2 separate regions of the Homo sapiens genome follow, and region 2 is linked to region 1. Evidence: chromatin loops called from intact Hi-C (ENCODE). Cell type or tissue: Caco-2. All regions are shown on one strand. Each heading gives the region's core, and the rest is flanking DNA. Links, peaks and the distances in the headings are about the cores only. Region 1 holds the start of LOC105372574 (a long non-coding RNA gene). Region 2 holds the start of LOC107985432 (a long non-coding RNA gene).

The links. A loop is a pair of places that touch in the nucleus more often than their neighbours do. Peaks named below come from ENCODE experiments on the same cell type or tissue, not always from the same donor. Only the 100,000 strongest peaks of a DNase experiment are listed, where the experiment ranks them.
Region 2: it touches region 1 in a loop (4-fold over the local background); 4 of 110 quality-filtered maps call a loop at or near these places.

Annotation. Positions count from the first base shown.
Region 1 is chr20:23,718,513-23,730,058 of GRCh38, reverse strand. LOC105372574 (a long non-coding RNA gene) reads right to left here and starts at 7,512. Exons shown (of 3, transcript XR_937387.2): 1 at 7,303-7,512; 2 at 1,261-1,382; 3 at 1-672. RefSeq lists an enhancer at 11,328-11,546. In Caco-2, for the core only: CTCF peaks have their summits at 5,931 (motif pointing left) and 6,137; a DNase peak (open chromatin) is centred at 6,188.
Region 2 is chr20:23,793,265-23,804,810 of GRCh38, reverse strand. It overlaps LOC107985432 (a long non-coding RNA gene), which reads right to left and starts at 1,096. Exons shown (of 3, transcript XR_001754554.3): 1 at 975-1,096; 2 at 167-288. RefSeq lists a silencer at 5,331-5,500. In Caco-2, for the core only: CTCF peaks have their summits at 5,170 (motif pointing left) and 5,410 (motif pointing left); DNase peaks (open chromatin) are centred at 5,390 and 9,810.

The DNA of each region.
Region 1 (11,546 bases), core at 1,768-9,767:
AGTGTCCATCAACATATCATTGAATAAAACAATCTGGTAGATATATACCATGGAATACTATTCAGCCATAAAAGTGGATGAAATTATGACTTTTGCAGCATGTGTGTGGAACTGGAGGCCATTACCCTTAGTGAAATGACTCAGAAACAGAAAATCAAGAACTGCATGTTCCCAATTATACATGGGTGCTAAACCGTGGACATGGACTTACTGAGTGGAATGATAGACATTGGAGGCTCCAAACAGTGGGAGGATAGAATGAGGGTGAAAGTGAAATGCTGCCTATTGGGTACAATGTATCTTTTTTGGGTAGTTGTACGTAAAAGCCCAGATTTCATCTCTACAAAATATATACATGTAACACAACTGCACCTGTACCCCTAAATCCATCAAAAATCTAAAAAAATTAGTTTTAAATAAATACATTTTTAAATGCCATACATCCTATAATTCAACAATGTATAGCTGATCATTAGCCACTGTTATTTCTGTAAATCAATGAGAATTAGATCAACAACTTTGGTAATCACGCCTTCTCTTCACTTGTACTTTTTTTCCTTAAAATCTTGAGTTTGATTTTTTGTTCTACAGAGCAGTCCCCAAGGCAACCTGAAAGTGTGTCCTGTGCTCCACTCTTGCTTGATCTCTGTGCTTAAATAAACTCTCTTTCAACTGGAAAAAAAATTAAGAGAAATGAATGAATGAGTACAAAAATAATTTTAAAACAAACTCTATAGTGTACACAGAAGCCTTAATGTTTATCTTATAATTAGTTATTAAAGTCTTTTCTTGATTATTTACTTTTTCTGGATATAGGAGATCAAAGTGAAACCAATAGGTATACAGACAACATTTGGCTATAAATCTATGAACTGAATGTTGACAAATTATACCTTTTAAAAAGAGGAGAAATATGCAGAACAAAGGTGAATGTATAGTGTATAGTAGATGGGCAATAAATATTTGCATTTAGTGGAAAATGAATAAAACTCTGTTTTACAAAAAGCATGAGATGTCCTATAAAATTAATGGAAGATCCTCCTTCCTTTTTTAAAATAAAACAGACTTTCAAAAGGGAAGAAAACTCTAAGAAATTATAAAGATTGCATGTGCTTGGTTCCTAGTTTATTATTTTTCCTCCTTACATATCTTCTTCCTTTCACATTAATTCTCTTTCTCCCTCTCCTGCTCTGAGTAAATAATCAAATGTTTCTGCCCTCATTTTGTCTATATCTTAATTGTCAAAACCAGAACACATACCTATAAGGCAAGCACAATGGGTAGGAACACAATGTCCAATCTTAAGAAAATATCTTAATCTTTCTCAGTCGCATTTCTCTTATCTGGAAATGGTGGCATCAGTCAGGATGAGCTGTGTTATGCTGTGGTAACAAAAAAAAGTACGAGGGACTTAAGACAGCAACATACCATTCCATTACTGTGACTGCTATTTGTATAGATGCACTGCATGTGTGTCGGGGTGCTGAACTATGTTGTGCTCACTCTGGATCCCAAGATGATGGAGAAGACACCCTCACAACAGTATCAGGGGCCAAGGCAATAAGCACCAGCTTTCCCCAAGTGCAACTGGAAGTAACAGATGTCACTTATTCATCTATTATATTGACCAAAGCAGGTCATGACTACAGCCAACTCAAAGGAAGGGGAAGGACAATCCTATCTTGTACCCATAAGAAACAGAAGCACTCAAGGGACAGCCCTAAAGACTATCACAAATACCCACTCAATCACATCAGGCAGATGTCTGTGCTTCTGCCCACAGCACCAGGATACCAGGCAAGCAATAGCACAGCTCAGATCCCAGTTTCTCCCTGCTCACCACCTCCACTTCCCCAGACATTTTGGACACAGTGGACCTGAAACCAAATAATAGAAGTATAATAAAATATAGTCACCTCACAGGGGGGATGGCTCATGCCTATAATCCCAGCACTTTGGGAGGCCAAGGCGGGTCGATCACTTGATGTCAGGAGTTCGAGACCAGCCTGGCCAACATAGTGAAACCCTGTCTTTACTAAAAATACAAAAATTAGCTGGGCATGGTAGCGCATACCCGCGGTCCCAGCTACTTGGGAGGCTGAGGCAGGAGAATTGCTTGAATCTAGGAGGCAGAGGTTGTATTTAGCTGAGATTGAGCCACTGCACTGCAGCCTGGGGGACACAGTGAGACTCCATGACAAAAAAAAAAAATATATATATATATATGTATACAGTATCCTGAAAATGCCTTAAAGTACACAGAAAATATTTTACCCATCTTTGGGCAGTCAAGCAACACCTAGGCAGAGTACCTTGATGATCATTTGTGTTTTCACCCACCGAGTTCACCAAGATGCCAAGATTATTTTGCCCTGAACCCACTTGGAACTGTCTGGGTGCTGGCATGTGGCTTCGGGTTGCCTCTCTTACCCAATTCCTTGTTTCATAGAAGGGAATGAGCTTCATGGCACCTGTGATTCATTTTCACCTTTACCTTATTTTACTTTTGGGCCTCCAAGCTAATGATTACAATTTTCCTTGTCTCTCATTTCCTTTATAGACATTTTAACTTTTCTGTGTGATTTTTTTTTTAATGACATAAAGCTATTTGCTTTTTGTTCCTGCAACTTTTATAAAATGTTTCTCTTTTAATTATTCAAGAATATTTGTCCATAAATTAAAGTTGTCAAACAAAGATTTATAGAAAATTTTCAGGCTTGTCATAAAATGGGCCTAATTGTGTCCTCCTCCTGTATTATTGAGCATGTGATGTGTGGTAGACGCTCGATTGGGTGCTGGAGATATCAAGCAGGAAGATCCGAGTCATCCACCCTCAATGAGTGTCAGGTCTGCTAGAGAGGGAAGTGGAAATCAGAGGAGAGAACAGGGCACTGGAGAGCACAGAGAAGGGAACCAAACCCACAGAGGCTGGGAGAGGAGGACAAGCTGCCCACATTCCTGGGTCCTCTCTACTTGAGCACCTACCAGCCCAACTTCCAATTACCAGCATCTGTACCCATTTACCTGTACAAATAGCCCAAGTAAGTGCAAGATAACTAATTCCCTGACACATTCTCCAAGGACTGACACCAGCTGACATGTTAAACACAATCTCCCAGAAGTTCCCAGCAGAAATGAGCTGCATAGCAGTAGCCTGACAGCTCACACTCATAGTATTGACCACCTTCTCATCCCTATTTCATTTCCTCACTGTCCTAGGAGTGTACCCTGGGACTGCCTTCCAGATAAGCCACTTGAAATTGAATTCTGGTTACAAGGTCTCCCTCTGGGTAGCCCAATCTTGACAGTCATCTTTATGGAGAATGTAATTTCTGTGGAATCACAAAAGTTGAAGAGGAATCAATGAGGTGACATAGGGGAAGGGAATTCCAAAACAGGGAGTCTGGGCCAAGACATATGGGCGTGAATAAGTGTCAAGTTCCATATGAGGAGAGATGACCCTGGAGTTTCAGGGGTTTCAAACACTGAGCTCCAGGTCAAAGGCTATCAAACTGGGCCCACCATGGAATTTGCCAAGTATCCAAAGGTGTTGAGGACTGGGGACTGCTGGGAGATCTAACCTCATGCCAAAAGCATGAAACCAGACTGCATGGGTTAAAAGCCTGGTTCTTCCACTTATAAGCTGTGCAACTTTGTAATACTTGCCTCTCTGTGGTTCAGTTTCTTCATCTGTAAAATGGAGACAGTAATAGTAACTACTAAGCAGTTATGTGATGCTATAATAAATTATTGAATTATGTTCATTGTAAGGTGACATTATTATTAGCTAGTTTTGGTTTGTGATTCTCTCAGTGATCTCTGAAAGGCACATCACATGGGGAAGGAGACTCAGTCCTTGCTCTCCAGGACCTCATGGACTAGTGGGGGACAGAAATACACACACGAGTAAGAAAGACCATGAGAGGAGGAGGATAAATGCCTATAGTCAACATAAAAGTGCTGTAGGAGACCAAAATCAAAAGGTTCACACCTGGTTACATGGATCAGAGAAGGATTTATAGAAAAGGTTTGTGTAGACCTGAACTTGGGAAGCATGTTATATTTGAAGAGGCAAAGATCTAGGGTGGGTGGGGAGCTACAGGTGCACTTTCCAGAAGGGCAAATTCATATAAGCTTGGACAGGATGTGTCTGAGAACATCAAGGAAGTCCAGCTTCTCTAAAGGCCAAGCTATGTGATGGGCAAAGGCTGGAGGGCAGCCACAGAGGGCAAGTTTCCAGGGCCTCATGTGGCAGGGGATGTGGCTTTCAGAACATTTGAGAACCAGAGAAACAGAATCTAAGGGTGGAGACTAGTGGACCAGTGAGGAGTTCACTGTGGATGTCCAGACCAGACCTATCTAGACAGCATCCAGCAATGTGGGAGATGAGAAATAAAATAAGTCTTCTTTTTTATTGATGTCAAAATAGTTCTGAGAATAGAAGGCAGTTATAATGTTACAAAGCCAATTACCACCTTCTTTTTCTGTATAAAATATAGAATCAGAGTGACTGTATAATCACATGAGGTTGATAAAGGGCAGAAAACAGTGCCCAATGCAGAGTAACTGCTTACACCCAGCAGTGACGATGATAATGATGATGGTGATGATGATGGTATTGTGGAGGTGGAGATGGTGATGGTGGTGAAGATGCTAATGATGATGCTATAGCAGCAGTGGTGATTCTGGTGATGATAGTAATGGTGGTGATAGTGACAGTGATGATGGGGATTGCAGTGGTCATGTTGGTAATAATGGTCATAGCGTGGTGATGGTAGTGATGATGGTGGTGATAATATTGGTGATGGTGGTGGTAGTGGTTATGATGTGGCAAAAGTGCTGATGGTGATGGTGGTGGCAGTAATGGTGATGGTGGTGATAAGGGAGAAGATGGTGGTGATGATAATGATGATGGTGGTGAGAGTGGCGGTGATTATGGTGATGATGATGGTAATGAAGATAGTGATGTGGTGATGATGGTGGTTATGGTGGTCATGTTGATACTGGTAATGGTAGTTATGAAGATGATGGTGTTACTGATGAGGATTACCATGGTGACTGTGGTGGTGATGGTGATGGCAATGGTGGTGGTGATGGTAGTGATGATGGTAATGGTGGTGGTTGTGGTGATGGTGGTGATGGTGATGTTAGTAGTAATAATTATGGCAATGGCAATGGTGTTGATAATGATGGTGATGGCGGTGATGGTGATGGTGGTTGATAGTGATGGTAATAGTGGTGATGGGGTGTTGATGATAATGGGGATAAATGTGCTGATGGTACTGAGATTGATGGTGATGTTGGTGGAGATAATGATGGTGACACTAGTGATGATGGTTACAACAGTGGTGATAACGGTGATGGTGATGGGACAGTGGTGATTGTCGTGATGATAATGGTGATGGCTTGGATGGAGATGGTGGTGATACTATGTTTTATGGGAGAGGATGAAGCTATTTGGAGTAGAATGTAAGCACCAGGCCTGGCCAGGTACTAGTAAGAGAGTTCTACCCTCTAGAGATTTATCAGGTCGGGACTCAGGTAAATCTTCTCCTTAGACTCCTCATCGTGGATGGAAAACTGTGTCTGCCACAAATGAATCGCGAGTCCCTGTTAACCACAAATGAATCGCGTGTCCCTGTTAACCACAGGAACAAAAGTAGATTTTCCCTGGCATTCATACTTCTGACCTCCAGAAGGGACCATGAATAAGAAGTAGTTGGGAGATGAGTAGCTTTAGTAAAGGGGGAGGGAAGGAAGAGAGTGAACAGGGAGATAAGCGGAAGGGGGAAGAGTGAAAGAGAGGAAAGAAACCAGTCTTGTCCACAGAGGTGTCCACATGTTCATCACCCACCCTGAGAGAGTCCTTGTCTTCTGAGAGGGTCCATTCTGGGCCTGTCCAGCAGGGGCTGTGGGGACAGCTGCAGGAACAGGAGGCTGTGCCATCTACTGGCCATGGCTCTGAGCAATAAAACCCTGCACACCCAGGTAACCCAGAGCAGCAAGGACAGAGCCAAGCAGAGGGGCCTCTGCAGAACCCATACAGCACTCAGGGAGTGTTTAGTTTGTAGAGCTTCTTCCTTCAAGGCAGACCCTATGTCGACCCCAGGGCCACTTTCAGAGCCTGCTCCCCAGGGTGAAGCTGGAGTAGAGGGACCTGAGGGACTGGACATCAGTGGGTGAGTGCTTCCCTCTGGTGGTCAGTGTGTGAAGTGGAGGATGCAGGCCCCACCTTACAGAGGTTCTCTGCAAACTCATGAACCCAGCAGGATTTTCAGGGCAGGTGGCTGTGGGCAAAGGAATTGCCCTGTAGCTTTTGGTTTCTCTGCCCCTTGGAAGATTCTCTTCATGATGTCTTCATCTTCACATGTCACATTTCAAAATATTGTCCTCTTCTTTATTGTGAGGTTGGATGATTGCCACTCTGTGAGCCTCTTCCCGCCTTAGTTTCCGTCAGATGCCCTCTGTCTCTCAGAAATCAGCCACCCACCCTGCCTGCCAACTCGGACACAGCCCAGGATCCCTCTCAGACACCTTCCAAGCGATGGGTTATAGACTCTGGGTTCCTGTAATCCATGCTTTTTTGGATTAAGGACTGCTAATGTTGATTTTCCAAATATGGTTGGCAAAGACTAAAATTGACTATCACTAATTCATAATGGAAAACCATGTGGTACTGCACCATATGAAGTCCATGATCAAAATCGAGAGGTGCCCTCCCCTGCACTCTGGTAAAACCTGAACATCCAGGCTGGATCCAGGGAGTAGCATTTGAGATCCACAGTCCTACATGGGTGACATCCCAAGCCTCTGTGGGAACAGCTCTGGATTCCTCTCCAAAGCCCCAGCCCTGAAAATCTGCTCATCCTCACCTCTGCCTTGGCTGAGTAACCATCCTGTAACTTACTCAGGCCTGGGCTGCAGTTCTGTTCTTTCCTCCTCACTGCGCCCTCAACCCAGCCCTCAGCAAGTCCTGCCCCGCCACCTCTCACAGGCATCCTCAGTCTCCTGTGCTCCACCTCCTGGCCACGGCACAGGCACAGGCCACTATCCTCTCTTTCCTGAGGAAATGCAATGTCCTCCTGACTGTTCTCCGCCCTCCCATTCTCACCAACTAGAAGCCCGTTCCTTCCCTGTGGCCATGCCAGCCTTCTAATAATATAAAAGGTGTCTTGTCATGTCCTGGTAAAAGCTTTCAAAGGCTTCTCATTTCACTTGGAGTAAAATAGAAATTCTTCAGCACGGTGTGCAAGGCATGGCAGGAATTGATATCTGCTCATCCACCAAACCCAGTCTGCTTACCTCTCCTGCCGGCCAGTCCCTCACTCAATTCAGGAGCTTCCACAGGTTAGGATCATTTCCAGCTGGGGGTCGGTTTATGATTTTCTTTGCATCAAACACCCCTCTTGTTGGCTTTCTGCAGCTGGCTCTTTCTCCTCCTTAAAAGTCTAGCTCAAATGTTATTTCCTCAAATTGATCTTTCCTGATCATTCTCTGCAGTTAGAATTTGACTTGGCAACCAGTTCATTGAAGGCAATATTGTATCCATCTCATTCTCTGTAATGTGTCTGTGCTTCTCACAATCTGTGGAATGTGGAGGACACTCAGTGTGCATACTGGATGAACATGCCTTTATGGGTGTTTCAGAGACTTTCCCAGTGTGGATAAGATGATTCCATGTGGATAGCTTGCTGGCAGCTCCCATGAGGTGATGATGACTACTTGTGAGAACTGCTGTTTTGATGGTTAGTGTTTTAATTACTTTTCCATCTTTTGAAAAATAGTGAAATCTTAAAGGAAATATCAAAATGCAACTGGGGAAGGATAAGAAATGACCCTGGGGAGGGTGGCAGGAAGCACAGGGTGTCCCAGAAGAAGAGTCCTGGAACCCAGCCAACAGAGCCCACACCAGCAACACTCTCACCCTTTCTCCAGGGCTTCTCTGTGCCGAGCAGTTTGGCAAGAACCTCTTACACATCATCATTTTGTTCTTCATGTATTCCCAAAATATAGAGAGATTCCTTTTCTGATGAGAATATAGTTCCTAGCATACAGCAGTCACACCATAACCTTATTTTGACTGAATGAGTGCTGAGCAGTGATGAGATCACAGTGTAGGGACTGACACTTTTTGTTGCAGGTTCCTTGTCTGAAAAATGTGGAAAACACATTTTGTAAAGATTGTTAGAGAATCCATTCATTCAGTCAACTAATTCCCTACTGATTCCTGTGCTAGAGCTGAGACCACAGCATTGAGCAAGTAGGCAGTGCGCCATGTGCATGGAAAAAAGGAGGCAGAGAGGCATAGACATGGCAGCTGATAGACACCCCTTTCTTTCCTTCTCAGCCTGGGAGTCTCATGAGAAGAGCTTGCCTTGGAGTAGGTTGAGCCCACTGGTAGGAAGCACAGGAGGTAAAGCGAGTGCATCTCCAATGTGATGCTACCCTAGGAAAATGCCATGGTGCTGCTGAACTACAACAGTGATAACAAATGCTGCAGTGGGAACCCAGAGACCTCAGAGAAGAGCAATGAGGGCTTCCGGGGGAACACAAGAGCTGTTGAATGGAGTGAGCCATCAGGGGACCCGTAGTGGGCAGCTCTCAGGCTCCTGAGGGATTGGTGCCTTGTTCAGGTGCATGCACACACACAATCTCATACACACATACACAGTCTCATGTAATAGTGTACTAGTACAGAGAAAACCTGCTGTATAAATATTTCTCAGTAATGAATTTCCTCAAAAGCATGAAATTCTTTATGTTCATGAAAAAATCTAGAAAAACTCCTTGCAGGGTGCAAAAGATCTAAAACAGTGTTTGCAAACTGTTGCACACAGCACAAATGTGGCTATGAGTTAATATATGCTGCTAATTACATTTTCAAAGATTCCCTGAAAAATACATTGAAATTATTCTGTATACAAAAGCCTCCATTCAGAGATACCAATGCACATTAGAATATTCATTAAAACAAAAAATACTTGTGATAAGAATCTGATTAATTCTCTTCCAACTTTTCTAGATGATTCTGTTCCTCATACCCTTTGTGTTTTGAGGGGAAGGGCTAACATGTATCAGCAACCATGAGAAAGAGTGTCCTGTGAAGATAAATTGGGAAACACTGATCTAGAATAATGTTTCACTTTCTGTGAGTTCTAGTACACAGAAAGCAAGTAAATATATTGATTATAATGGAATGAAGGTTTATAATTGTCCAAGAAAGGAGTCACAACTATAGAAAGGAGGGGACTGGAAAGAATCTCATTGCATTGGGTTTGGTGTCAATAATAACTTAGAGTTTTTAATACATAAATATGTAATAGAACAATAGCTATCTACACGTGGGTAAGTTTTTGTATGTATTTTGTAGCACTGACCAACAGACAAGGCCAAGAACAAGTTGCCTCACCTTCTGCACTGTGGCCATTTGAGACCTAGGAATTCTTTTTCTGGAAATGTCCTGTGCATTGCAGAATGTTGATCAGCATCCCTTCCCTCTCTCCCTAAATGCCAGTAGCACCTGCCTTACAAATCGGAACAACCAAAGACATCCTAGACATTACCAAATGTGCCCTGGGAAGCAAAATTGCCCCAGGTTGAGAACCACTGACTGAGGCCTCACGGCATTCCAGGAGCGGTGAGTACAGGCAGCACGCGGGAATTCCTTTCTACATTCACTGCAGATTCCAACCACTGATTTTCACCTTGGATCAGAGAAAGTAAAACATAAATCCGGAACTTCTTGTTATATCAGAAAGTAAGGATAGGCTCAAATAATGATGGAAACATATCAAGAGGACACAGGAAGCAGCTTAAAGGGGCTTCCACTAACCTACCCTGAGGTAATTTTCACATTCTAATAAACAAGAGCAATAGATTATAACTCCTTGAGTAAAATAAGAAGCCATGAGTCAGATAGATCTATGGAAAAATTGATGTCTAACAGATAGATGGATAGATAGGGAAAAGAGTAAAGTGTTTCCTTGCAGTAGAATGAATGTCATTTATAAGTATTTTTAAAAAACGAACTTATGAATATAATTTGAAAGCAATCATAATAACAACTGATTCAAACAGGAATTATTATTGTATGCTAAAGCTAGAAAGCAAAAGTGAAAACTTTATAAGTAAGACATAAATATATATTTCAAAGTATTTCTCCATGAAACACTTACTAAATATAAAGGAGAGAAAAGTAAACTGTACTGTGGAGAGACCTGTCAGATACCATCTGAATCTAGAGATCAAGGTTAGTGTCTATCAGCCATGGGACAGCGTTGTTATGGCCTCCTGGTAGGAGGTAATGAGGGACACAAGATCACATCTACAATTCTTCTCTGAAAATCTGCATAGCCTGAATCTCATCCATTGACAAAGCCCAGCTGAGGACATTCTATGAAATCGCCGGTTATCTTCAAAAATGACAAGATTACAAAGATAAGAAAGACTGAGAAACTGTTTCAGATCAGAGGAGACTGAGGCGGCCTGACAACGACACACGGTTGATGAATTGCCTGGACGACAGATTAGACGACAGTGTGGACCCATGCTAGTGCCGTGATTCCGCTCACTGCACTGAGGCTGTGCTGGAGAATGTCCTTGGCCTTAGGGGACACACATGAGAATGTCTAAGGACAAAAGGAGTCACACCTGCAGCTTGCTCTGAAATGGCTCAGGAAAAGCTGTAACAGTGCATACACATATAGAAAGAGGGAAAAGCGCGCGAGACACAATGTGAGGAGTGGGAGGGTCTGGGTGTGTACAGGAGCTCTTTATATTACTCTTGCTGCTTTTTGTAAGTTTGAAGTCACTTCAAAACTACAATAAAAAAGTTTATTATTTATTTTCTAATGAATATAGAAAAATAAAATTGCTTCTTTTTTTATATATTCATTAATGGCATTCTTTTTACTCCAAGGAAGAACTTTTCTCCTTTATCTGTATGTATCTTTCTATCTCTCTATTTGTTAATCATCTATTTATCCACAGATCTAGAAGACTCACGGTTTCTTATTTTATTCAATGAGTTGTAATCTGTTACTATCACTTATTTGAATGTTTAAAATATCTGAGTTGACTAGTGAGAGCCCCTTTAAGCTGCTTCCTGTGTCCTCCTGACATAATTCCATCATCTTTTTATCTTTTACAAGAAATTAAAAATTGAAAATACAGCAAAGTGCTGCCTCAGCACTGAGACCCCAGCCCCACCCAACATGCACAGGCCTGTGTGCTCAGCTTGTTGGAAGGTCCCGGCTCATGCTTTCCAGCCTAGCATGGACTTCCCAGCCAAGCCGCAGCACCATGAAGCTTCAGGGCAGCTGGTTATTAAGGATGAGCTTCACCAGTGTCCACACCCTGTACTGTTCCTTGGAGCAGAGAAACGGGGTGTGAGACGGCAGGGACTGGCGCACTGGAGAGAATGCATGGGCAGAGGTTGAGGAACAAGCGCCCTCTGCTTCCACCAGACGTGTTGCCTCACAAGGGACAGCCACGTTCCCCACCACTCACTCTACCTGCACCTCCCTCTGCAGCACAGGGGGGTCACT
Region 2 (11,546 bases), core at 1,837-9,836, 75 kb before region 1:
TTATAAAGATTGCATGTGCTTGGTTCCTAGTTTATTATTTTTTCCCCTTACATATCTTCTTCCTCTCACATTAATTCTATTTCTCCTTCTCCTGCTCTGAGTAAATAATCAAATGTTTCTGCCCTCATTTTGTCTATATCTTAATTGTCAAAACCAGAACACATACCTATAAGGCAAGCACAGTGGGTAGGAACATAATGTCCAATCTTAAGAAAATATCTTAATCTTTCTCAGTCGCATTTCTCTTATCTGGAAATGGTGGCATCAGTCAGGATGAGCTGGGTTATGCTGTGGTAACAAAAAAAAGTATGAGGGACTTAAGACAGCAACATACCATTCCATTATTGTGACTGTTATTTGTATAGATGCACTGCATGTGTGTCGGGGGTGCTGAACTATGTTGTGCTCACTCTGGATCCCAAGATGATGGAGAAGACACCCTCACAACAGTATCAGGGGCCAAGGCAATAAGCACCAGCTTTCCCCAAGTGCAACTGGAAGTAACAGATGTCACTTATTCATCTATTATATTGACCAAAGCAGGTCATGACTACAACAAACTCAAAGGAAGGGGACAATCCTGTCTTGTACCCATAAGACACAGAAGCACTCAAGGGACAGCCCTAAAGACTATCACAAATGCCCACCCAATCACACCAGGCAGATATCTGTGTTTCTGCCCACAGCACCAGGGTACCACGCAAGCAATGGCACAGCTCAGATCCCAGTTTCTCCCTGCTCACCACCTCCACTTCCCCAGACATTTTGGACATAGTGGACCTGAAACCAAATAATAGTATAACAAAATACAGTCATCTGACAGGGGAGATGGCTCATGCCTACAATCCCAGCACTTTGGGAGGCCAAGGCGGGTCGATCACTTGATGTCAGGAGTTCGAGACCAGCCTGCCCAACATAATGAAACCCTGTCTTTACTAAAAATACAAAAATTAGCCGGGCATGGTAGCGCATACCTGTGTTCCCAGCTACTTGGGAGGCTGAGGCAGGAGAATTGCTTGAATCTAGGAGGTGGAGGTTGTATTTAGCTGAGATTGCACCACTGCACAGCAGCCTGGGGGACACAGTGAGACTCCATCTCAAAAAAGAAAAAAATGTATATATATATATATATATATATATATACACACACACACACACATATACATACAGTATCCTGAAAATGCCTTAAAGTTCACAGAAAACATTTTACCCATCTTTGGGCAGTCAAGCATCACCTAGGCAGAGTACCTTGATGACCATTTGTGTTTTCACCCACCAAGTTCACCAAGATGCCAAGATTATTTTGCCCTGAACCCACTTGGAACTGTCTGGGTGCTGGCACGTGGCTTCGGGTTGCCTCTCTTACCCAATTCCTTGTTTCATGGAAGGGAATGAGCTTCATGGTACCTGTGATTCATTTTCACCTTTACCTTGTTTTAGTTTTGGGCCTCCAAGCTAATGATTACAATTTTCCTTGCCTCTCATTTCCTTTATAGACATTTTAACTTTTCTGTGTGATTTTTTTTTAAATGACATAAAGCTATTTGCTTTTTGTTCCTGCAACTTTTATAAAATGTTCCTCTTTTAATTATTCAAGAATATTTGTCTGTAAATTAAAGTTGCTAAAGAAAGATTAATGGAAAATTTTCAGGCTTGTCATAAAATGGGCCTAATTGTGTCCTCCTCCTGTATCATTGAGCATGTGATGTGTGGTAGGTGCTCGATTGGGTGCTGGAGATATCAAACAGGAAGATCCGAGTCACCCACCCTCAATGAATGTCAGGTCTGCTAGACAGGGAAGTGGAAATCAGAGGAGAGAACAGGGCACTGGAGAGCACAGAGAAGGGAACCAAACCCACAGAGAGGCTGGGAGAGGAGGACAAGCTCCCCACATTGCTGGGTCCTCTCTACTTGAGCACCTGTCAGCCCAACTTCCAATTGCCAGCATCTGTACCCATTTACCTGTACAAATAGCCCAAGTAAGTGCAAGATAACTAATTCCCTGACACATTCTCCAAGGACTGACACCAGCTGACATGTTAAACACAATCTCCCAGAAGTTCCCAGCAGAAATGAGCTGCATAGCAGTAGCCTGACAGTTCACACTCATAGTATTGACCACCTTCTCATTCCTATTTCATTTCCTCACTGTCCTAGGAGTGTACCCTGGGACTGCCTTCCAGATAAGCCACAGGAAATTGAATTCTGGTTACAAGGTCTCCCTCTGGGTAGCCCAATCTTGACAGTCATCTTTATGGAGAATGTAATTTCTGTGGAATCACAAAAGGAATCAATGAGGTGACATAGGGGAAGGGAATTCCAAAACAGGGAGTCTGGGCCAAGACATATGGGTGTGAATAAGTGTCAAGTTCCATATGAGGAGAGATGACCCTGGAGTTTCAGGGGTTTCAAACACTGAGCTCCAGGTCAAAGGCTATCAAACTGGGCCCACCATGGAATTTGCCAAGTATCCAAAGGTGTTGAGGACTGGGGACTGCTGGGACATCTAACCTCATGCCAAAAGCATGAAACCAGACTGCATGGGTTAAAAGCCTGGTTCTTCCACTTATAAGCTGTGTGACTTTGTAATACTTGCCTCTCTGTGGTTCAATTTCTTCATCTGTAAAATGGAGACAGTAATAGTAACTACTAAGCAGTTATGTGATGCTATAATAAATTATTGAATTATGTTCATTGTAAGGTGACATTATTATTAGCTAGTTTTGGTTTGTGATTCTGTCAGTGATCTCTGAAAGGCACATCACATGGGGAAGGAGACTCAGTCCTTGCTCTCCAAGACCTCAGGGAATGGTTGGGGACAGAAATAGACATACAAGTAAGAAAGACCATGAGAGGAGGATGATAAATGCCTACAGTGAACATAAAAGTGCTGTAGGAGACCAAAATCAAAAGGTTCACACCTGGCTACACGGATCAGAGAAGGATTTATAGAAAAGGTTTGTGTAGACCTGAACTTTGGAAGCATGTTATATTTGAAGAGGCAAAGATCTAGGGTGGGTGGGGAGCTACAGGTGCCCTTTCCAGAAGGGCAAATTCATATAAGCTTGGACAGGATGTGTCTGAGCACATCAAGGAAGTCCAGCTTCTCTAAAGGCCAAGCTATGTGATGGGGAAAAGCTGGAAGGCAGCCACAGAGGGCAAGTTTCCAGGACCTCATGTGGCAGGGGATATGGCTTTCAGAACATTTGAGGACCAGAGAAATGGAATCTAAGGGTGGAGACCAGTGGACTAGTGAGGACTTCACTGTGGATGTCCAGACCAGACCTATCTAGACAGCATCCAGCAATGTGGGAGATGAAAAATAAAATAAGTCTTCTTTTTTATTGATTTCAAACTAGTTCTGAGACTAGAAGGCAGTTATAATGTTACAAAGCCAATTACCACCTTCTTTTTCTGTATAAAATATAGAATCAGAGTGACTGTATAATCACAAGAGGTTGATAAAGGGCATAACACAATATCCAATGCAGAGTAACTGCTGACACCTGGCAGTGACAGTGAAAATGATGATGGTGATGATGACAGTATTGTGGAGATGGAGATGGTGATGGTGGTGAAGATGCTGATGATGATGCTATAGCAGCAGTGGTGATTCTGGTGATGATGATAGTAATGGTGGTGATAGTGATGGTGATGATGGGGATTGTAGTGGTCATGTTGGTGATAATGGTCATAGCATGGTGATGGTAGTGATGATGGTGGTGATAATGTTGGTGATGGTGGTGATAGTGGTTATGATGTGGCAAAAGTGGGGATGGTGATGGTGGTGGCAGTAATGGTGCTGGCGGTGATGATAACGGAGATGATGGTGCTGATGATAGTGATGATGGTGGTGAGAGTGGCGGTGATTATGGTGATGATGGTAATGAAGACAGTGATGTGGTGATGATGGTGGTTATGGTGGTCATGTTGATATTGGTAATGGTAGTCATGATGATGATGGTGTTACTGATGAGGATTACCATGGTGATTGTGGTGGTAATGGTGATGGCAATGGTGTTGGTGATGGTAGTGATGATGATGGTGATGGTAATGGTGGTGGTTGTGGTGATAGTGGTGATGGTGATGTTAGTAGTAATACTGATGGCAATGGCAATGGTGTTGATAATGATGGTGATGGTGGTTGATAGTGATAGTAATAGTGGTGATGGGGTGTTGATGATAATGGGGATAAATGTGCTGATGGTACTGAGAGTGATGATGGTGATGTTGGAGATAATAATGGTGACACTAGAGATGATGTTTACAACAGTGGTGGTAACGGTGATGGTGATGGGACAGTGGTGATTGTCATGATGATAATGGTGATGGCTTGGATGGAGATGGTGGTGATATTATGTTTTATGAGAGAGGATGAATCTGTTTGGAGCAGAATGTAAGCACCAGGCCTGACCAGGTACCAGTAAGAGAGTTCTACTCTCTAGAGATTTATCAGGTCGGTACACAGGTAAATCTTCTCCTTAGACTCCTCATCTTTGATGGAAAACTGTGTCTGTCACAAATGGATCACGTGTCCCTATTTTTTTTTTTTTTTTTTTTTTTTTTTTGAGACGGAGTCCCTCTCTTTAGCCCAGGCCGGATTGCAGTGGCATAATCTCGGCTCACTGCAAGCTCCGCCTCCCAGGTTCACGCCATTCTCCTGCCTCAGCCTCCTGAGTAGCTGGGACTACAGGCGCCCGCCACCGCGCCCGGCTAATTTTTTGTATTTTTAGTAGAGACGGGGTTTCACCGTGTTAGCCAAGATGGTCTCGATCTCCTGACCTTGTGATCCGCCCGCCTCGGCCTCCCAAAGTGCTGGGATTACAGGCGTGAGCCACCGCGCCCAGCCACGTGTCCCTATTAACCGCAGGAACAAAAGTAGATTTTCCCTGGCATTCATACCTCTGACCTCCAGAAGGGACCATGAGCAAGAAGGAGATGGGAGATGGGTAGCTTTAGTAAATGGGGAGAGGAGGAAGAGAGTGAACAGGGAGATAAGCGGAAGGGGGAAGAGTGAAAGAGAGGAAAGAAACCAGACTTGTCCCCAGAGTTGTCCACATGTTCATCACCCACCCTGAGAGAGTCCTTGTCTTCTGAGAGGGTCCATTCTGGGCCTGTCCAGCAGGGGCTGTGGGGACAGCTGCAGGAACAGGAGGCTATGCCATCTACTGGCCATGGCTCTGAGCAATAAAACCCTGCACACCCAGGTAACCCAGAGCAGCAAGGACAGAGCCAAGCAGAGGGGCCTCTGCAGAACCCATACAGCACTCAGGGAGTGTTTAGTTTGTAGAGCTTCTTCCTTCAAGGCAGACCCTATGTCGACCCCAGGGCCACCTGCAGAGCCTGCTCCCCAGGGTGAAGCTGGAGTAGAGGGACCTGAGGGACTGGACATCAGTGGGTGAGTGCTTCCCTCTGGTGGTCAGTGTGGTGAAGTGGAGGATGCAGGCCCCACCTTACAGAGGTTCTCTGCAAACTCATGAACCCAGCAGGATTTTTAGGTCAGGTGGCTGTGGGCAAAGGAATTGCCCTGTAGCTTTTGGTTTCTCTGCCGCCTTGCAAGATTCTCTTCATGATGTCTTCATCGTCACATGTCACATTTCAACATATTGTCCTCTTCTTTATCGTGAGGTTGGATGATTGCCACTCTGTGAGCCTCTTCCCACCTTAGTTCCCGTCAGATGCCCTCTGTCTCTCAGAAATCAGCCACCCACCCTGCCTGCCAACTCTGATACAGCCCAGGATCCCTCTCAGACACCTTCCAAGCCATGGGTTATAGACTCTGGGTTCCTGTAATCCATGCTTTTTTAGATTAAGAACTGCTAATGTTGATTTTCCAAATATGGTTGGCAAAGATTAAAATTGACTATCATTAATTCATAATGGAAAACCACGTGGCATTGCCCCAAATGAAGTCCATGATCAAAATTGAGAGATTCCCTCCCCTGCAAGCTCGTAAAACCTGAACCTCCAGGCTGGATCCAGGGAGTAGCATTTGAGATCCACACTCCTACATGCATGACATCCCAAGCCTCTGTGGGAACAGCTCTGGATTCCTCTCCAAAGCGCCAGCCCTGACAATCTGCTCATCCTCACCTCTGCCTTGGCTGAGTAACCAACCTGTGACTTACTCAGGCCTGGGCTGGAATTCTGTTCTTTCCTCCTCACTGCGCCCTCTACCCAGCCCTTAGCAAGTCCTGCCCCGCCACCTCTCATAGGCATCCTGAGTCTCCTGTGCTCCACCTCCCAGCCACTGCACAGACACAGGCCACTATCCTCTCCTTCCTGAGGAACTGCAATGTCCTCCTGACTGTTCTCCACCCTCCCATTCTCACCGACTAGAAGCCTGTTCCTTCCCTGTGGTCACGCCAGCCTTCTAACAATACAAAAGGTGTACTGTCATGTCCTGGTAAAACCTTTCAAAGGCTTCTCATTTCACTTGGAGTAAAACAGAAATTCTTCAGCACGGTGTGAAAGGTGTGGCAGGAATTGATATCTGCTCATCCACCAAACCCAGTCTGCTTACCTCTCCTGCCGGCCGGTCCCTCACTCAATTCAGGAGCTTCCACAGGTTAGGATCATTTCCAGCTAGGGATCGGTTTATGATTTTCTTTGCATTAAACACCCCTCTTGTTGGCTTTCTGCAGCTGGCTCTTTCGCCTCCTTAAAAGTCTAGCTCACATGTTATTTCCTCAAATCGATCCTTCCTGATCCTTCTCTGCAGTTAGAATTTGGCTTGGCCACCAGTTTGTTGAAGGCAATATTGTATCCATCTCATTCTCTGTAATGTGTCTGTGCTTCTCACAATCTGTGGAATGTGGAGGACACTCAGTGTGCATACTGGATGAACATGCCTTTGTGGATGTTTCAGAGACTTTCCCACTGTGTATAAAATGATTCCATGTGGATAGCTTGCTGGCAGCCCCCATGAGGCCGTGATGACTCTAAGACGACTTGTTAGAACTGCCATTTCAATGGCTAGAGTTTTAATTACTTTTGGATCTTTTGAAAAATAGTGAAATCTTAGCAGGAAATATCAAAGTGCAAACGAGGAAGGATAAGAAATGACCCTGCGGAGGGTGGCAGGAAGCACAGGGTGTCCCAGAAGAAGAGTCCTGGAACCCAGCCAGCAGAGACCCCACCAACAACACTGTCACCCTTTCTCCAGGGCTTCTCTGTGCCAAGCAATTTGGCAAGAATCTCTTACACATCATCATTTTGTTCTTCACATATTCCCAAAATATAGAGAGATTCTTTTTCTGATGAGAAGATAATTCCTAGCATACAACAGGCACACCATAACCTTATTTTGAAGGAATGCGTACAGGTATCCTACATCCACTCTTAAGGAGAGGAGATCGCTGGAGAGTTCCAAGATTCCAGGCAGAGCTCAGCAGTGATGAGATCACAGTGTGGGGTCTGACACTTTTTGTTGCAGGTTCCTTGTCTGAAAAATGTGGAAAACACATTTTATAAAGATTGTTGGAGAATCCTTTCATTCACTCAACTAATTCCTTACTGAGTCCTGTGCTAGGGCTGAGACCACAGCATTGAGCAAGTAGACAGTGTTCCATGTGCATGGAACAAAGGAGGCAGAGAGGCAATGGCACGGCAGCTGATAGACACCCCCTTCTTTCCTTCTCAGCCTGTGATTCTCACTAGAAGAGGGTGCCTTGGAGTAGGTTGAGCCCACTGGTAGGAAGCACAGGAGGTAAAGTGAGTGCATCTCCAATGTGATGCTACCCTAGGAAAATGCCATGGTGCTGCTGAACTCGACAGTGATAACAAATGCTGCAGTGGGAACCCAGAGACCTCAGAAAACAGCAATGAGGGCTTCCAGGGGAACACAAGAGCTGCTGAATGGAGTGAGCCATCAGGGGACCCGTAGTGGGCAGCTCTCAGGCTCCTGAGGGATTGGTGCCTTGTTCAGGTGCATGCACACACACAATCTCAAACACACATACACAGTCTCATGCAATAGTGTACTACTACAGAGAAAACCAGCTGTATAAATATTTCTTAGTAATGAATTTCCTCAAAAGCATGAAATTCTTTATGTTCATGGAAAAATGTAGAAAAACTCCTTGCAGGGTGCAAAAGATCTAAAACAGTGTTTGCAAACTGTTGCACACAGCACAAATGTGGCTATGAGTTAATACATGCTCCTAATTACATTTTCAAAGATTCCTCGAAAAATACATTGAAATTATTCTGTATACAAAAGCCTCCATTCAGAGATAGCAATGCACATTAGAATATTCATTAAAACATAAAATACTTGCGATAAGAATCTGATTAATTCTCTTCCAACTTTCCTAGTCGATTCTGTTCCTCATGTTCTTTGTGTTTTGCAGGGAAAGGCTAACACGTATCAGCAACCGTGAGAGTGCCATGTGAAGATAAATTTGGAAACACTGATCTAGAATAATGTTTCACTTTCTGTGAGTTCTAGTACACAGAAAGCAAGTAAATATATTGATGATAATGGAATTAAAGTTGATAATTGTCCAAGAAAGGAGCCACAACTATAGAAAGGAGGGGACTGGAAAGAATCTCATTGCTTTGGGTTTGGTGTCGATATTAACTCAGAGTTTTTAATACATAACTAGGTAATAGAACAATAGCTATCTACACGTGCGTAAGTTTTTTTGTGTGTTTTTTTTAGCACTGACCAACAGACAAGGCCAAGAACAAGGTTCCTCACCTTCTGCACTGTGGCCATTTGAGACCTAGGAATTCTTTTTCTGGAAATGTCCTGTGCATTGCAGAATGTTGATCAGCATCCCTGTCCTCTCTCCCTAAATGCCGGTAGCACCTGCCTTACAAATTGGAACAACCAAAGACACCCTAGACATTACCAAATGTGCCCTGGGAAGCAAAATTGCCCCAGGTTGAGAACCACTGACTGAGGCCTCATGGCATTCCAGGAGTGGTGAGTACAGGGAGCACGCGGGAATTGCTTTCTACATTCACTGCAGATTCCAACCACTGATTTTCACCTTGGATCAGAGAAAGTAAAATATAAATCCGGAACTTCTTGTTTTATCAGAAAGTAAGGATAGGCTCAAATAATGATGGAAATATATTAAGAGGACACAGGAAGCAGCTTAAAGGGGCTCCCACTAGCCTAATCTAATGTAATTTTCACATTCTAATAAGCAAGAACAATACATTCTAACTCCCTGAGTAAAATAAGAAACCATGAGTCAGATAGATCTATAGAAAGATATATGACTAACAGATATATGGATAGGTAGGTAAAAGGGAAAAGTGTTTCCTTGCAGTAGAATGAATGTCATTTATAAGTATTTTTTTAAAATGCAGTTAGGAATACAATTTGAAAGCAATCATAATAACAATTGATTCAAACAGGAATTATTATTGTATGCTAAAGCTAGAAAGCAAAAGTGAAAACTTTATAAGACATAAATAAATGTTTCAAAGTATTGCTCCATGAAATAATTCTTAATTATAAAGGAGAGAAGAGTAAACCATACTGTGCAGATAGCTGTCAGATACCATCTGAACCTAGAGATCAAAGTTAGTGTCTATCAGCCGTGGGACAGCGTTGTTATGGCCTCCTGGTAGGAGGTACTGGGAGAAACAAGATCATATTTACAGTTCTCTGAAAACCTGCATAGCCTGAATCTCATCCATTGACAAAGCCCAGCTGAGGACGTTCTATGAAATCGCCAGTTATCTTCAAAAATGACAAGATCACAAAGATAAGAAAGACTGAGAAACTGTTTCAGATCAGAGGAGACTGAAGCTGCCTGACAACGACACACGGTTGATGAATTGCATGGACGACAGATTAGACGACAATGTGGACCCATGCTAGTGCTGTGATTCCACTCACTGCACTGAAGCTGTGCTGGAGAATGTCCTTGGCCTTAGGGGACACACATGAGAATGTCTAAGGACAAAAGGAGTCACACCTGCAACTTGCTCTGAAATGGCTCGGGAAAAGCTGTAACAGTGCGTACACATATAGAAAGAGGGAAAAGCGCGCGAGACACAATGTGAGGAGTGGGAGGGTCTGGGTGTGTACAGGAGCTCTTTATATTACTCTTGCTGCTTTTTGTAAGTTTGAAGTCACTTCAAAACTACAATAAAAAAAGGTTTATTACTTCTTTTCTAATGAATATAGAAAAATAAAATTGCTTCTTTTTTCTATATTTATTAATGGCATTCTTTTTACTCCAAGGAAGAACTTTTCTCCTTTATCTGTATCTATCTTTCCATCTCTCTATCTGTTAATCATCTATTTATCCACAGATCTAGAAGACTCATGGTTTCTTATTTTATTCAATGAGTTGTAATCTGTTACTATCACTTATTTGAATGTTTAAAATATCTCAGAGTTGAATAGTGAGAGCCCCTTTAAGCTGTTTCCTGTGTCCTCCTGACGTACTTCCATCATCTTTTTATCTTTTATAAAAAATTAAAAATTAAAAATACAGTAAAGTGCTGCCTCAGCATTGACACCGCAGCCCCACCCATCATGCACAGGCCTGTGTGCTCAGCTTGTTGGAACACTGTACTGTTCCTTGGAGCAGAGAAACAGGGTGTGAGACGGCAGGGACTGGCGCACTGGAGAGAATGCATGGGCAGAGGTTGAGGAAGAAGCGCCCTCTGCTTCCACCAGACGTGTTGCCTCACAAGGGACAGCCATGTTCCCCACCACTCACTGTACCTGCACCTCCCTCTGCAACACAGGGGGGTCACTACTGTTTCACAGCCGCCTTCTTCTGTTTCCTCCTGGGTTTTCACCATAAGCCCCCTCTCCCACATGCACACCCCCACCAGCATGGGCCTGTGAGTCTGGTACCACATTGGCAGCAATAGGTAGAGTTGGGAATGGAGGTCGGAGGGGGTAAATTCTTCATCTGGAGTAACACAGTAATCAATGGATCACAAATTATAGGCCTAAAAAGGACTCTCTGAAGCCATGGCCTTTGACCTGCTCATTTTTATAGAGAAGAAAAAGAGGGCCTGAAAAGGGAGCTGTCCGCACTTGGAGGACTCCTTAGAAGCCAACACTTCCCAGACATCCCAGGAGGGGACAAAGGAGACAGAGAAAAGTCAGCCTTGATAGCGGGAGTTCAGCCAATCACTGCCAGCACGAAATCCACCAGCTTCCTGGGCACATATGTGCCATGTCACAGCAGTGTTTTTCCAAGATTCACGGGGGTGTGGCAGGATGGATGGACAGCTGGCTCCCTCACTGGAACTAAAGTATACATCCATGCCCTCTGCCAGGCAGCTAGCAGCGCCTCTGTCCAGGAAATGCAGAGTAGACCCCCATTGCCGTTGTGCATGGTCATGGGTCTTGCTTGGCCCATAGGATGTTAACACATGGGACAAGCACAGAGCCCTTAACTGGCATGTGTGAGAAGCTGGTCCTCCTGCTCTTCTCTGAGCCTCCATGAGAAGAACTTGGCCCAGACGGGCACCACCCCTTCAGCATGGGCCCCAGCATGAAGACACAAGCCAAGCCAGCACCAGACCCCCTGACCCCCAGCCAATGTGCAGCTGGTAGAGCATGA